2 separate regions of the Mus musculus genome follow, and region 2 is linked to region 1. The links are chromatin contacts, found by POLR2A ChIA-PET in ENCODE. All regions are on one chromosome and are shown on one strand. Each heading gives the region's core, a stretch centred on a gene start or an enhancer-like site at or near the end of the contact. The rest is flanking DNA. Distances are from core to core; before and after follow the strand shown. Region 1 holds the start of Notch1 (notch 1). Region 2 holds the start of Agpat2 (1-acylglycerol-3-phosphate O-acyltransferase 2 (lysophosphatidic acid acyltransferase, beta)).

Region 1 (7,493 bases), core at 4,407-6,906:
CTTGAAGGCCAGACACGGCACTGCACAGACAGGCAAGCCTGGGACAGTCTTGGCTCTCCTACTGGGTTGGATGGGACCAACCCACGATGGCATGTGACTCAATGGAACAGTAGCAGGGCCAGGAGATGGAAGACATAGAACATTCTGTTGGGTCCCTCCTCAGTCCACCAATCACTTCCGGCCTCACCACGAGGGCAGGAAGTGATGGGTCAGGGATGTGGCTATAACACATACTCTGGAGGGAAGGAAGAAAGGGCATCAGCTGAAACATTCCGCGGCCAAGCACGGCTGAATTCTCTCCCTGTGCCTGATCCTGGCTGATCTGCTGAGAGCCCTGTCAGGCCATGGTGGGGCAGGTCTACCATGTATGTAGATGTCACATACATGCTGGATGACGCTCACTCCTGAGTACAGTCCAGTTCTGGGCTATACCTGGAGTGGAACGCAGAGCACAGCAGTTGCTTTAAAGTGTCCGAGGGACCAGTGAGATGGCTCAGAGAGGAAAGACGTGAACTACACAAGCCTGACGACCTGATTTGGATCCCCAGACCTCTCACTAGGAGAGAACCGACTCACAGAAGTTGTCCTCGGACTTCCATACATATGCCTGCTCTGAGTGCACAGACACAGAAATTTCAAAAAAGGAAACTGAAAGAGCTGACAACGGCAGCCACGTCCCAGGCTAAGATCCTCAGCTCCAGCCAGCTCGTCCCTAACGGAAACCCAAACAGACCCACCAGAGAGCACTGTTGGGATGGCAAATCCATTCATCACCCAACTTAATATGGGAGGATGAAGCTCTTAAAACCAGCCCCACGAGCTCACCAGCAGAGAGTGAAAAAGACACGGGTGTTCTTCAGTGTGTACTCTTTCAGCTCTTACTCAATCCTGTGTACCACCAAGATATCAATCCTGATTCTGCCCTGACTTAATAAAGATGGTGAAGCTAAGGTGGGACCTCTCAAACACAGGGTATCCCAAGATTATCACCCACTGCCCTGAATTTCTCTGGGCATAGTTCATCTGATTCCTAAATGCATTTAAAATGCATGTCCTCCTCACATCTGGCTTGGCTCCCAGTGAAGGTGGCCTTAGTCTCCCTGAGCTCCCTCAGTTCAGGGCCTGCAGCTCCTTATAAGCCCTTTGGATCAGTGAATTCATGTTTACCCAAGTGTAGAGGTCCTTCTGGCTTTTCAAATGACAGCCTTTTGTCGTCCTTCCCTCTCAGCACAAATTGGGCCCACAAGGAAGGAAGGCATGGTGGGTCCCAAATCTTCCTCCAAAGGGCCTCTGATATCCCACAAAGCATAGCAGCTGCAAAGACTCTTCTCTGTCTACAGGACAAGCCAGGCCTTTCCTATATGATCACTGGCTAGCTAAACCTCAATGGTACTAGTACTGAAGAGAAGGCACTTGGTACCAAGAGGATTACTTTGCAATCCTGAGCCCTGAAACTCCCTGCCCCGCAGCTTTCGGGGTAGGTTCTCCGTTTGGGTAGAAGAGATGCTTTACCAAGCACTAATTCACTGTCCTATGACTCCATAGTTCTCAGGCCCTTCTCAGAGTAGGCAGCACAAGAAGCCGTAAACAATCAGGATCATGGCTAGGTGTGACAGAGGTCTACAGGCTCCAAGCTTGTAGACTACCCTCAATTTCTCCTTTAGGTTCCTTTGAGGAAAAAGCGAACTGCCTTTCCCCAGTCAGGAGTGGTGGATCCCTCTGTGTATGCTCTGGCAAACTCTTGGATAGGCCTCCTGAGGCCATGTGAAGAAGTAGACAACACCATGGAATGGATGGGACCCTCAATCACCCAAGCCTACACAGTGACACTGGACCCCTCTATGGATTGGCTATAAAGCCCCCCAAACTGCACAGTGCGCCCAGACCTGTGCCTATCACCAGCCAGGCCTGGCTGTAGCCTTGGCCTCCAGCTCTGCTGACCAGAAGTGAGCATATCTCTTTCATCTCACTGGACTTACGGAGTGAGCACAATGGGGCCTCTGTGGATAGAACTCAGTGGAACTCTGAGCCAAACTGAAGCAAGTTTTCTGCCAAGGAGGAAGGGCCTTAGGATCTAGTGCAAGACAGAAGGCCTGGCACCAAGAGCCTTTCAGTGGCCTGGCTTGTAATGCAAGGGATTTGCAAGCAGCTTCCCCAAGTTTGGGAGGTGGGGAAGAAAGCACAGCACCATTGGGCCTTTGGCTTGAAAGGTGTCCATACAGATACTAAGATACAAGCTATTAGTGGGACTACAGCAAACAGACTGTACCCCATGCACAACTCTACCAAGTGACTGGCAGGCAGCAGACCAGGCTGTGCCCCTTTCCTGGCGGGGCTAAGAAGAAACTACCCTCAATTGCCCCAGTCTGGCAGGACCCCTCCAAGTGCTGAGCAGAAGAAACCTTTCAGCCCGCCCTGCCAGTGAGGCAGGCAGACCAAGGAGCACAGAGGCGAGGAAGGGGGTTGTACATTCTGGGAAGCCACGCATAATTAATCACACAGCATTAATCGCCTCCCAACAATAGCTGCTGCCCTTCTACTGAATCCCAGCTGTCGGCCTCTGAATGGAAGGAAATAAGATTTAGGGCATCAAGCGTCCGTGAGGCTTCTGCAAGGGGGAGAAAAGGCCCCCCCCAAAAAAAGCAAAAAAAAAAAAAAAGTAGTGTGCATTCATTAGTGTCTGACAGAGGCACAATCGGCTTTGTCCAATAAACTGCTCACAGACCTGCTTAATTGGCTTCAGTACAGGGCGGGCCAGCCAGGGAGGTGGGGCTGCAGCCCACAGGCTGGGTACTGGAGGCAGCAGCACCCGTTGTCAAGGGGATGAGCCATTCAGCAGTTGGAATGAGGGCGTGCCATGTAGGCTGGAGCCTTCTCTGTCTCCAGCCTCCAGGGGAGGCCTTAGCCTCCAGCACCTTGCTAGTCTCATCAGGGAGGAACTCAAGTTGAAGGGCGCTAGCCCTAGCGCCAAGCAGAGACTTCCCCCAGCTGCCTAGTCCTTGAGAGCAACCTGGCCGGGATCCTTCCCAAAAGGAGTTCCCAACATGGAGCAGACCTTCCCATCCCCAAGTCATACCCATTTCACAGTTGGTGACCTGAGGACAAGGGCCCGTGGCACAGAGTCCAGAGGTGGGTCTTGTCTTAAAATAGGCACTTTTCACTGGGCAGAGGCAGGCAGATTCCTGAGTTCAAGGTCTATATAGTGAGTTTGAGGACAGCCAGAGCTACATAGTGAGATCCTGATACAAAAAAACAAACAAACAAAAAAAAACAAAAAGCACCACCAACAAAACCAGAACACAAACCAACAACACGGGTCAATTTCCTTCCTAGTGCACTCCTGCTCAGGAAGAGGGATCCCAGGTGACAGGGGGTGGGGGTCTCAGACTCTCTCGGTAAGTGTCCCAGAACGAATGCTCATCATCCAAAACAACTGTTTCTCAAGCATTTTAAATAAGAACTAGGGCACCAAGAATTCCCAGGAGCCTGAGGGCCCACGAAGGAGTGTGCCAACCTCCAGGGGCCAGAGTAGCTCCACACGCGGCATAATTGCTGGTGATTAAGTAATTGCCAGACTTTGTCCAATAAAAGTCAGCACGTGACTGCACTCAGCCTCGGGGCTGTCTTCCGAAGACAATAGCCCAGTGTTCTGTCCCCAGAAGGCAGGGGCTCTGCTCTGACAAAAGCAACAGGTCCCCTCAGGGGCGGTACTCACACACAGGCTTCAGTGCCGTTGGCCACTTCGCACCTCCCTCCATTCAGGCAGGTCCCACTTGGCTGGGAGCATCTCAAGCCTGGGGGAAGGTCAGAAGAGAGAGGTCAGGCTTGGTTCTGGGCACCTAACTCCTTATAGTCCTGATGGTGGACGGAGATTAAAGCCATGGTGCCTATGCACTAGAGTTATTGGCAGTCCTGAGGGGGTGCGGGACGCGGTGGGGGGGGCGGCTTACGAATCAATGTTCTGCTCACAGTATTGTAGTCAAAAACTAGTGGGGAAAGGATAGGCTGGCTAGGTGGCAGGTGTACCGCCCCACTCATAGTGAGGCGAAGTGGACGGCAACAGAAAGACTTAGCAAATTCTCCCAAACTTCTAACCACACAGCCAAAGTGGGAGGGGATTAAGGTGCCCAGCAAAGCCCCCCGACAAGCCTCCACCCTTGCCTCAGTTCAAACACAAGATACGAGGGGACCGCAGGAGGGAGGGGGTGGCCACACTCAGCTCCCCGGATCGTGGGAAAAAGCGACAGCTGCGGAGCCCGCCACCCCGCCCTCCAACAAAGCGCCGGCCCGGGAATCAGAGCGGCCCATTGTCGCGCCAGGGCCGCCTCCTGGGGCAGCGGGGCCGCACCCGGAGACCTGCCCCGCCTACTCCGACACCCAATACCTGTTCGCAGGCATCTCCAGGGGCAGCCCCCGCCGCACCCAGGGAGGGGGTCTTAGAAACCCCACTTAGAAGGAATTCCACCCCGTTCTCGGGAAGGGGCTATTATTAATCAAGCCCCTCCCACGCCATCTTAAAGAGCTCTAAAAATTAAGCCTCGATGTAGGGCTGAGCTCGAGCGTCACATAAAACCCCACTTTTAAGGAAAGGGCAGGCAGTTCTCTCCTTCGATTACTGGGAGAAGAGTGCAGTTGGTTACTACAACAGGAGTACCCCGTTCTGTGAAGCCGGAAGGGAAATAAGGGCTCCCCTCTCCGGCTCCCGTTCCAATCAGCACAGGATTTTCAAACTTCCGAAATGAGTCAGTCCCACGCCCACCCTAGGCAGCAAGCCGCCTGCACATCGCCCCTCTTCGAAAGTTTGATTCCGGCTAGGGGACAGCGATCCCAAAACCCCATACTAGGAGTCCAGGGCACATCGTCTCTGCCCCGCTCTAAGTAAGCAACGAGAGTATAGCGCCCCTGACCTCACACTGCACCCCAACATCCGCCCTAGCACGGGCCGGAGGCAAAGAAGAATGAAAATAAATGGTCCCAAGAAGCAACAGGAAACCAAAACCGATTCGATTCAAATCGAAAAGTAGAGGCGCAAGCAGCATGTCCGCCCCCGCGGCGAGCCCCAGGAGCGTCTACCCAAGTGCGAGCCAGGGTTGGGCCTCCGGGGCCCCATACCACACTTCCAGCGTCTTTGGGCGCTATGAGAAAAGTGGGTACCCCTGGAAAGAGAAGGGTCCTCCTCACACGCCAGGACACCAGGTCCCACGGTCCCGTCCACCCGCTCTGGCTCTCAACTCTGGCAGCTGGTCCCTTACTCCTATCTACCCAAAGCGTGCGCAGGGCGCAACAGAAGTTTCTGAAAGGCGCCCGAAGTTGCGGGCTCGCGGGAGCCTACCTCTTGCGGCGAGCGCGGGCAGCAGCGTTAGGCAGAGCAAGGGCGTCAGGAGCCGTGGCATGCCTGCTCGCCAGCTGCCCGCAGCCCGGGCGGCGGCCTCTTGGGGTGGCCGGCGGGGATCGGACGTTGACGCACACCACCGGCGGTCCCGCAGGCGTCCACCCTCTGATGCCCTCTTTCCTGGCGGGTGGGCGGCGCTGGGCTCTCAGCGGCGCTGGGCCCTACAAGGCACCCGGGCTCGTTCCTTCACTGCGCTCGCACCCGCGCCCAGCGCCCGCGCCCTGCGCCCCACGCCCCTGCGCTCCCTCCCGCGGCAGAGGCACTAGTGAGGCTCTGAGCGGGCGGGCGCTCCGCCCCTATGGGGGCCCGCCCCTGCCCCGCCCCATCCCAGCGGGCTCCGCCCCTGGTTCCTGCGAACCCTTACCCCCTTGTGGACCCTGTCCCTCCCAGCGCTTTGGTGGGTTCTGCGCCTGTCCGGGCTAGGGAGCGCGTCCCGAGCCAGGATCTAAGGATCTTATGGTTCGCAAGACAAGGAGGAATGGAGGGGTGTATGGAATGGGCATCTAGGAACTACTTCTTGTTCGAAAGTTTACAGAGACCAAAAGTTTGAGCTGGCGCTGCGGAAGGATCAGGCTTTGTGTGTAGCCGCCCTCTGCGACATTTGGCCAGAATTTGCATTTCAATAGTAGAGGAGGTACGGGTCTTGTGGGAAAGGAAAGCTGCACGGGGAACCAGCTCCATCCTGGAGTTAGGTCTAGGACCGTGGGCAGGAGCAGCTGAAGTCAAGTTTGGGGGGAATCCTGGGGCAGGAGTTTAAATGTGGCGCCCTGGCAGCGTTGCGCGTGTCCTGTCCCTAGGGCTCCACTCCTGGGAGCTGTTTGGTCTCGGCTATAGGCATCAGGAGGATTGAGGCCAGGCACTCTTAGCCATGACTTCCGGAACGCTTGACCTTAAACGATGATGGCGTCGCGCCCGCAGCCTCTGTAGAAGGGAGTTCGGGGCTCCCTAAGGGAACTCCCCAAGGACTAGTGCCTTGCTGGACAGATTGCGCTCTCGATTCCCAGCAGGAACCCGAGTCTAGACGTTCCACGGTCACCCTTCTCACTGGTCCCTGGCTGTGTCCGACTTAGGTGGCCTGGGAAAGTGCAGAGTTCCAGTACAATGACTGCTAGCGTCAACACAGCCTCTCATGCTTTATCTCCACCTTGATGTTTGGACATCCTGTGCTAAGCTGCTTAGCACTGGGCGTCCAAGATGCCTTCCTTATCCCTTTGCAGTTAAAGTTCAATGGAATCTGGAACGAACAACACCTCCCCATCCTAAAACACGGTGGTGAGTTCAACAAGGAATAAGGGCCCCAGATTATATTGTCCTAGGACCCTCCCATCTCCCTTGACACACCTGTTCCTGAAAGGCACTAAAGGGCCAGTGCCAACAGCTGTCCAGCCCCCATCTCCTGCTCCTCTCAGAAACTGGCCTCAAGCCTGGGGGTTAGCAGCATGGGGTCAGTACCCGAGAGAAAAAGCGCCCAATGCTACAGAAATATTTATATAAGAGATCTGCAGCTCCAGAGAGCAGTTCCATAGAAGGAACGCCTGACTGCAAGTGCCTCTTCTGAGATGGGTCCTGAAGGCCTCTAACTGCTTATGTGTCGACTATATTCCAGCTTTGTCAGCAGGCAGCCTGACTTGGATACAAAGAAGGCCTTATCCTTCTGGAGTCTGGAGACCTGCGCTGACCTGGCGACATCTGCCTACCTGCCATCCCGTCTGTCCATGGGTGTCTGTATCTCTTCCACTGTCTTTGTCTAGCAATGAGTATGGCTGCACAGCAGACCAGCTGAACACAAACACTTGTTGGCTCTTTTTATAAGTAGAGGCCAACCACACAGGCAGGAGAACTTAGCTGTGGAACCCTGGGACAGCTGAGCCAGAAAAATGGCCTGGGTGGGGGGCAGGGCTCAAGTTCTTGGCAAGTGGGTGTGAAGCTGTTTCACACAGTAGACAGGAGATATTGGTCCTTCTAGTCCTGTGTCTACCAGGAAAAGGGCTTGGAGGGTAAAAACAACCAGCCAACCAACAGAAACAACAGCAACAACAACACCACACACACACACAACACACACACACACACACACACACACACACCAAAACCAAAGCTG
Region 2 (6,779 bases), core at 2,747-5,246, 100 kb after region 1:
CCATGTGCTCTAGTCCCCGCTCCATGTCGGGACTTGCTGCCTCTTTAGTGTTATCTCAGTAGAGGCAGAGTCAAAACCATCAGAACCCCAAGAGCCTGGGGATGATGCGTGCCCAGCCTGTTGCTCTGGAAGCATGGCTGCCAGCTGTCAGGCAGTGCTTCCCCCACCCCACAGCCCACCCCCGTGCCCCTGGACGCCTCCTGAGCTCGTTTTGCACCAGACAGTCTGTTATTCAGTCTGGATCAATGCATTCCATCTATGACCTGACCTCTGTTTCTGTTACCACTTGTGCAAGGGGAAGGATGCAAAGAGCTACCTTGCATGAGGCTGGCTGATGTAGTAACTCCACTCTGCGGGCCTGTACTAACAGTAGTCTATTGATTGGGACACAGAACTAGAACAAGAGTAACTTCAGGAGAAGAGCCCTTTGACCTGCTCAGGTCCCTCCCATACCTGCCCAAGGCAGTTGAGAAGCAGTTCAAGGTCAGGGCCTACGCCACAGACTCATTGCCCTCATGGAAGGTCAATGCCCTGACTAGACTCTTGCCCTGACTTCTGGCCTTGAGTTTGATGGGTGGAGACCTGCTAGATTAAAAATGGGAGCTTCAAGGGCCAACCAGGGCTACCTTGCTGGAGAATGGCAGGTAGGGGAGCCACTGATGGGCCTGGCTTAGGGGATGGGAGATCCTACTAGGGCCACTTGGCAGAGCAGTTTTCTGATAAGTGTCCAGGAGTGAAGAATAACATAGGGGCAGGAGATTGGGGCTAGGATAGGACTTGTAGCCTGGGCAAACACCAAAGAGAATGAAGGTAGTAGGTGCCAGGGGGAGGGGTAAGGGGAGGGGTAGGGGAAGAGAGAGAGAGAGAGAGAGAAGGAGGAGGAGGAGGAGGGGGAGGAGGAGGAGGAGGAGGAGGAGGAGGAGGAGGGGGAGGAGGAGGAGGGGGAGGAGGAGGAGTGGGGACTGACCCATTACCCAAAGGCAGCCAGAGCTAGGCTTCACTGTTCTCCACAGGTCAAGATGGCATCATTGAATCAGGAGAGGAACATGTTAGCAATGTTCTACAAAATTCTGTTTCTGCTAACCTACAAACGGCCAGGACTTTCCAGGATGATGCTGACTCTTATAGCCTAGGCAGCAAGAAGGGGCTTAGCCAGGGCTCAAAGCTAAAGTTCAGCCTAAAAACTAAGACTAGTTCCTGCAGGTGCTAGGTATCCATTGCCCCCACCCCTCACTCTCCACAGATGCTTGGATGAGATACAGTGTAGTCACAGGCTGCAACACTGGAGCTCTAGGTTAGGAAGGAGGCCTGTTCTTATTTTACTGGGGTCATGGTCTCACTTACTCACTCACTCATTCACTTACTCATTCTGTGTGTGTGTGTGTGTGTGTGTGTGTGTTTTAGGTCTAAATTATTCTTGTTAAGGTGACCCAACTTTGCAGCTGAGCAAAATTCTATCCAGCCTCCCTGGGCTTTACTATCCCCTTGTCGAATGCTATAACCAAGTCCCCTGTCCCCTGCCTCCTGTCACCCAACTCTGGTCTGTATACAGGGAAGGGCTCCACATGTACAGCCCTTCCTTGGTCTTAGCCCCTAAGCCACGTCTGAATAGTCAAACTTGGTCTCTGTGTTTCTAATGCTGTTCCTTGCATCTCAGAACTCTAAACCAAATGACAAAGGCTTCCTTTAGAAACCAGGTGCAGACCAGGGCTGTCCTTCCAGGAGCTCAGGATCTGGCTTACAGCCCTTTAGTGCCTTAAATTAATAACATCACTCAAGAGGCAGAGGCAAGTGGATCTCTGAGTTTGAGACCAGCCTGATCTACAGAGTGAGTTCTAGGACAGCCAGGGCTACACAGGGTTTTTCTAAACTCTCTCTAGAAAAACAAACAAAAAAACAGAACAATAAGATTAGCCCTTAGTATAGCAGTCATCAACCTATGGGTCTCGGCTTCTTTGGGGGTCAAATGCCCTTTCACAGGGGTAGAATATCAGATAACTTGCATATCAGATAGTTATGATTCATAAAAGTAGCAAAATTACAGTGATGAAAATAATTTTATGGTTGGGGGGGTCACCACAATATGAAGAACTGTTTAAAGGGTCATACAGCATTAGGTTGAAAGTCTCTGCCTTAGAGTGACTGTATGCAGCACCCTTGGAAAGCATCACTATAGCTGAGCCGGCACCAAGGGAATTTATTATAGAATTTATTATACACTGGCCCTCTGGGGTTCGGTTCCCAGAGCACCCTGTCCTGGCTGGGGGGATCTTGATCCCTTGCCTCCTTCTTTCCAAACTCTCCCAGTCCGCAAACCTTTCTGTCAAATTGCTTTTCTGAACCTCAGTCCCATCTGTTGCCCAGGCAGAGTAGCATCTGCAACCCAAGCTTGGCTGGCCTAGGCCAGGGAGGCACGAGATGGGGATGAGTCCATATGTGGACTGAGCAAGCCTCCACCTCCTAGCTAGTCAATCCCTTTCTTTTCCACTCACCCCTCTCTACGGTCATCCCTGGAGGATGTCATGCTTGCAATACTCCAAGGGCCCTGCTGTTCCTATCTCAACTCATCGCCTTATGAGGATTTAAGACAGGAACCCTAAGACAGGGTGGGGAGGTGGGGAGCAGGCCTCCCCACCCTGTTCTATGCACCGTGAAAAGTGCATAGCTAGGGCACCCTTGTCTTCTGTGCAAGGGTCTCCTCTGCATGTCTGCTCCCTGGGACACTGGATAGTCACTATAAGCACCTGAGAAATGAGGGCTGGGACCCACAAAATATGGCTGGTCAGGACAGCATCCTAACCCCAAAGACGACCAGATACAGCCGAGAGTCAGGAAACCATCATTCACAGTCCTTGTAACTACCGCGGGGGAGGAGGGGCTTCAGGGGCACAAGGTCCGAAACACCCAGGCAAGGCCAAGGCCAGGACATTGCAAAACCCACCCTCTCAGCAGTCCAAATGGGGCAGAAAGAAATGTAGCAACAGTCTCCTGGGAGTGTGGACAGGGAGAAAGGACTAGAGGCTTTTTCTCTCGGGCAGCCCCCATTGCAGGACAACCTAGCCTGATCTCCATACCTGTACCTTTTGCTTGTCCACTAAGCTTCCCTGCTCTGGGAGATGGGCAGAGGAGGATTCTGGCCACAGCCTCCTTCCTTTATTGCTAGCAAGCCAGGTCCAAAGACAGTTCGGCCCCCACCCCCCAGAAGAGGAAGTTAATGACAAGGAGAACCTGTGGCTACAACCTGGGCACAGGTGTCTTCTAACCGGCAGAGAGGTGGAAGCACGGACCGGAAGCCTGGCTAGGCTTCGGTTTCCCTGCTGGTGAAAGTGGGATTGGGCCTGTCCCACCTTCGCTCGGCCCCCTCCCTCTCCCAAAGCTAGCGGCGCGCGCAAACCCGACACTCCACGCTGCGCGCAGGGGGCGCCGCAGGGCCGAGCCCTACAAGCGGCGCACATCGTGACACGCGCCCCTGGGACGGGAAGCCGCGTCGTCGGAGGCTCCGGACCGTGGGGACGGCGGGGCGGGCGGGGCAGGAAGGAAAGAACGCGAGGAGCTCAGAAGTTAGGAAAGCGGAAGCGCGCGCCCATCCCGGCGTCCGGCCCCCTTGCCTCATGTTATCCACGGTGCGGCCGCCGTGGCGCAGCAGGCAGACGATCGAGGCCGCGGCGGAGAAGGACAGGCAGAGCACGCAGTAGAGACCGACCTTGGCGTAGAACCTGGCTGTGCGGCTCAGCTGCACAAGCAGCAACAGCAGCAGCAGCGCCGCCGTCAGCCATGGCCACGGGTCCATGGCGGCCGCACCCCAGCCCCGACGGCGCCGCCGCCCTCCACCCGCCGCCCGCGCCCCTTTTGAGGAGCGCCGAGGGTAGAGGGCGGGCCAGGCTGGAAGCCCAGAGCTAGGTGCGGCCGTCCCGCCCTGTTCCCGCCCCTCCGGGCCTGGCCCTGCCGGGGGGCATCGCGCCCCGCTCCGCCCCGCCGCGTCCTGGACGCGGACCCCGCCTCCCTCGGCCCTTCGGGTGTCACCCTCTCCGCCCCGCCCCTCCCTGCCACCCTGCCCCTTGCGGCAGGACATTGAGGTTCCCTCACTCGTCCCGCGGCTCCCATCTCTGAGCTGCCGGGTGGCCTGGGCTCTGGCGTTGCCTCCCACGCCCCTGCACCGGGGCTTGCGGCCACAAGTCCCCAGCCTGGCACCGCAGCTCCCTAAGGGTGTGCAACCGACCTAAGACGTGCCCATTATGCCAGTCTTGTCACCACACAAAGGACCATTGACCGGCTACTGAGTGACCAATGGTTACCTGACTAGGCCACCTGGCTGGTGGCCTGGGCCCTTTAGGTTCCCTTGAGCAGGGAGACTGAAGCCCTATTCCCATGATGCAACGAGCTGGGGGAGGCAGAAGGAGTAGTGAGAGTTTTGGAGTGGGGGTGTCTCTGGGGTAATGTGGCACCGGGGACCTTCTGATGCCCGGCCAGCAGTGTGGATCAGGCGATTGTGTTCCCATGCGCACTGTGTTCTAACCGCCAGCCTGTAGTTGGTGCTCACTGGGACACTTGTAGTAAGAAGCCTTGGGCTTGCAGGCCAGCCATATACATCCTTCCTGATCATGTTCTCAGAGCAGATGTCAGTGACAAAATGCATCTAGCTTCTTTTTTGGTGAGGTTGGTCTGCACCTAGGTGTGGAACTCAGCGATGGCTGTAGATATTAATGTGCCCACAGGCTCCCCTATATCCAGGCATTCTGAGAGAATCTCTGGTTTTCTCAGATCCGGAGAGATGATAATTTTAATATCTACCTATATAACTGTGCTTAGCTTTTTTTTTTTTTTTTAGACTTATTTTATGTATGCGAGTACACTGTAGCTATAGGTTGTGAGCCTTCATGTGGTTGTTGGGAATTGAATTTTTAGGACCCCTGCTCGCTCCGGTTAGCCCACTCAACTCTGGTCAACTCTGCTCCCTCAATCCCTGCTTGTACACCAGAAGACGGTGTCAGATCTCATTACCGGTGGTTGTGAGCCACCATGTGGTTATTGGGGCTTGAACTCAGGACCTTCGGAAAAGCAGTCAATGCTCTTACCGGCTGAGCCATTTCGCCAGCCCTGTGCTTAGCTTTTAAAGCAGGGCCAAAGCTGTGCCAGGGTGGGTAAGGAACCACCAGGAGTCACTCCAGCTTCAGGCTTCTGTGCTCATGAGGTTGCAGGCAGGGTGAGCTGCAGGGTTTCAGCTTCTCTGGTAGAAGACCCAGATATGCTTGGAGAGAAGGGGGGGGGGGAGAGGGGTGCTACGGGGCTGCTAGGATCCCAGCTGAGATCTCCAAGGCATCAGGTCCTCACAGCTCTGCAGCCCCCTCAGGAATGTATGCTGAGTCCTTCCTGCCTTTTAATTCTAACCAACCTGGTGTCCTTTTTATTTATTCATTTAGCGTATTGGTTTATGTTTTTAAGGTTTTTTGTTTGGTTTGGTTTGGTTTGTTTTTTTGGGGGGTGGGTTGTTTTTGTTTTTTTGAGACAGGGTTTCTCTGTGTAGCCCTGGCTGTCCGGGAACCTACTCTGTAGACCAGGCTGGCCTCGAACTCAGAAATCCACCTGCCTCTGCCTCCCAAGTTCTGGAATTAAAGGCGTGTGCCACCACGCCCGGCCGTCTTTAAGTTTTAAAGGTTTATTTTATGTGTGTGAAGTGTTTTATGTGCATGTATGTATGCATACCATGTGCATGCCTGGTGCCTGAGGAAGTCAGGAGACAGTGCTGGCAACTGAAACTGGGTCCTCTACAAGAGCAGCAAGTGCTCTTACCCACTGAGCCATCTCTCCAGCTCCTGTTGGGTTTTTGAACCCACCTTCAAACTGCTTACCTAGCCGGGGATGACCTTGGGCTTCTAAATCTCCGGCTCCCACCTCTCAAAGGAGGTTGCCACCATGCCAGGTTGAGGGTGATGGGGGTCACACCCAGGCCTTTGAGCAGTCATGCACTCTAGGCAAGCAGGTTATCAATTGAACTGCATGTGATCCCAACACAGACCACGACTTACTATTTTAAGGCAAGGTCTCACTATGTTGGCAGCTGGTCTTCTCCATACCTTGATGTGGGCTCCACGTTCTTCTTGGTATTTCATTCTTCCCTTGGGAGGGTCTCCGTTGGGATTGTTGGGATTTGTTACCCTCTCCTTCTTCCCCCTGTACTGTTCTGCCCTCGCATATGTAACAGTTCTCAGTAGATTCCTCACAAGAGCTAAGGTAACCCCATTTTACTGATGTGTAGATGAGGTAAGATACCAGCCAGGGAGTGACGGAGGAGGAGGAGGCTGGCCCCACAGACCAGCCAGGGTTTGGAGACTACCCTGCCCTTCTGGGCCCAAGGGAAGTGGTGGCAGCTTGAAGAAGGGCTTTGGTTAAGTCTGCGGCCTCCCCAGAGGCAGGGCAGTTTGTTTGCCTCTAAGAGAGGCAGTCTCTTGACTTCTCTTCAGCCTCTTCCCCCTTTTAGCCCACTAAGTGTTGAAAGATGTATCCAGTTTTCATCCTATGCAAGGGGGAGGGTTGCTGCAAGGAAACTTTCAATAGAGTCACATTCTGAGGCTGTGGAAAGTTTCTGCTTTGAGAAGTGAAGCCTAGAGGATCCGGAGGAACTGTTGGAATAATACTGAGCGAGATTTCCCTAAGGCAGGCGCTTCTCAGCCACACAGGGACTGCTGAAGCTTCTACTCTGTTTATCCAAGAGAGGAGAAGAAAGGAGGTGGCCCCCACTGCCCTGGAAGTGCTGGGAATGTGTCAAGCAGCCAGTGCCA

What was found. ChIA-PET counts read pairs that join two places held with the same protein, here RNA polymerase II (POLR2A).
Region 2: POLR2A ChIA-PET joins it to region 1 with 14 read pairs in embryonic stem cell. The contact joins the promoter of Agpat2 here to the promoter of Notch1 in region 1. POLR2A ChIA-PET finds 5 or more read pairs at or near these places in 4 of 5 experiments (Patski and embryonic stem cell).

What each region holds. Positions count from the first base shown.
Region 1 is chr2:26,498,166-26,505,658 of GRCm38, forward strand. Notch1 (notch 1) reads right to left here and starts at 5,657. Exons shown (of 34, transcript NM_008714.3): 1 at 5,333-5,657; 2 at 3,716-3,794. The coding sequence starts at 5,393. Gm35978 (predicted gene, 35978) reads left to right here and starts at 5,762. Exons shown (of 2, transcript NR_132655.1): 1 at 5,762-6,664; 2 at 6,999-7,182.
Region 2 is chr2:26,600,421-26,607,199 of GRCm38, forward strand. It overlaps Agpat2 (1-acylglycerol-3-phosphate O-acyltransferase 2 (lysophosphatidic acid acyltransferase, beta)), which reads right to left and starts at 3,997. Exons shown (of 6, transcript NM_026212.2): 1 at 3,609-3,997. The coding sequence starts at 3,790.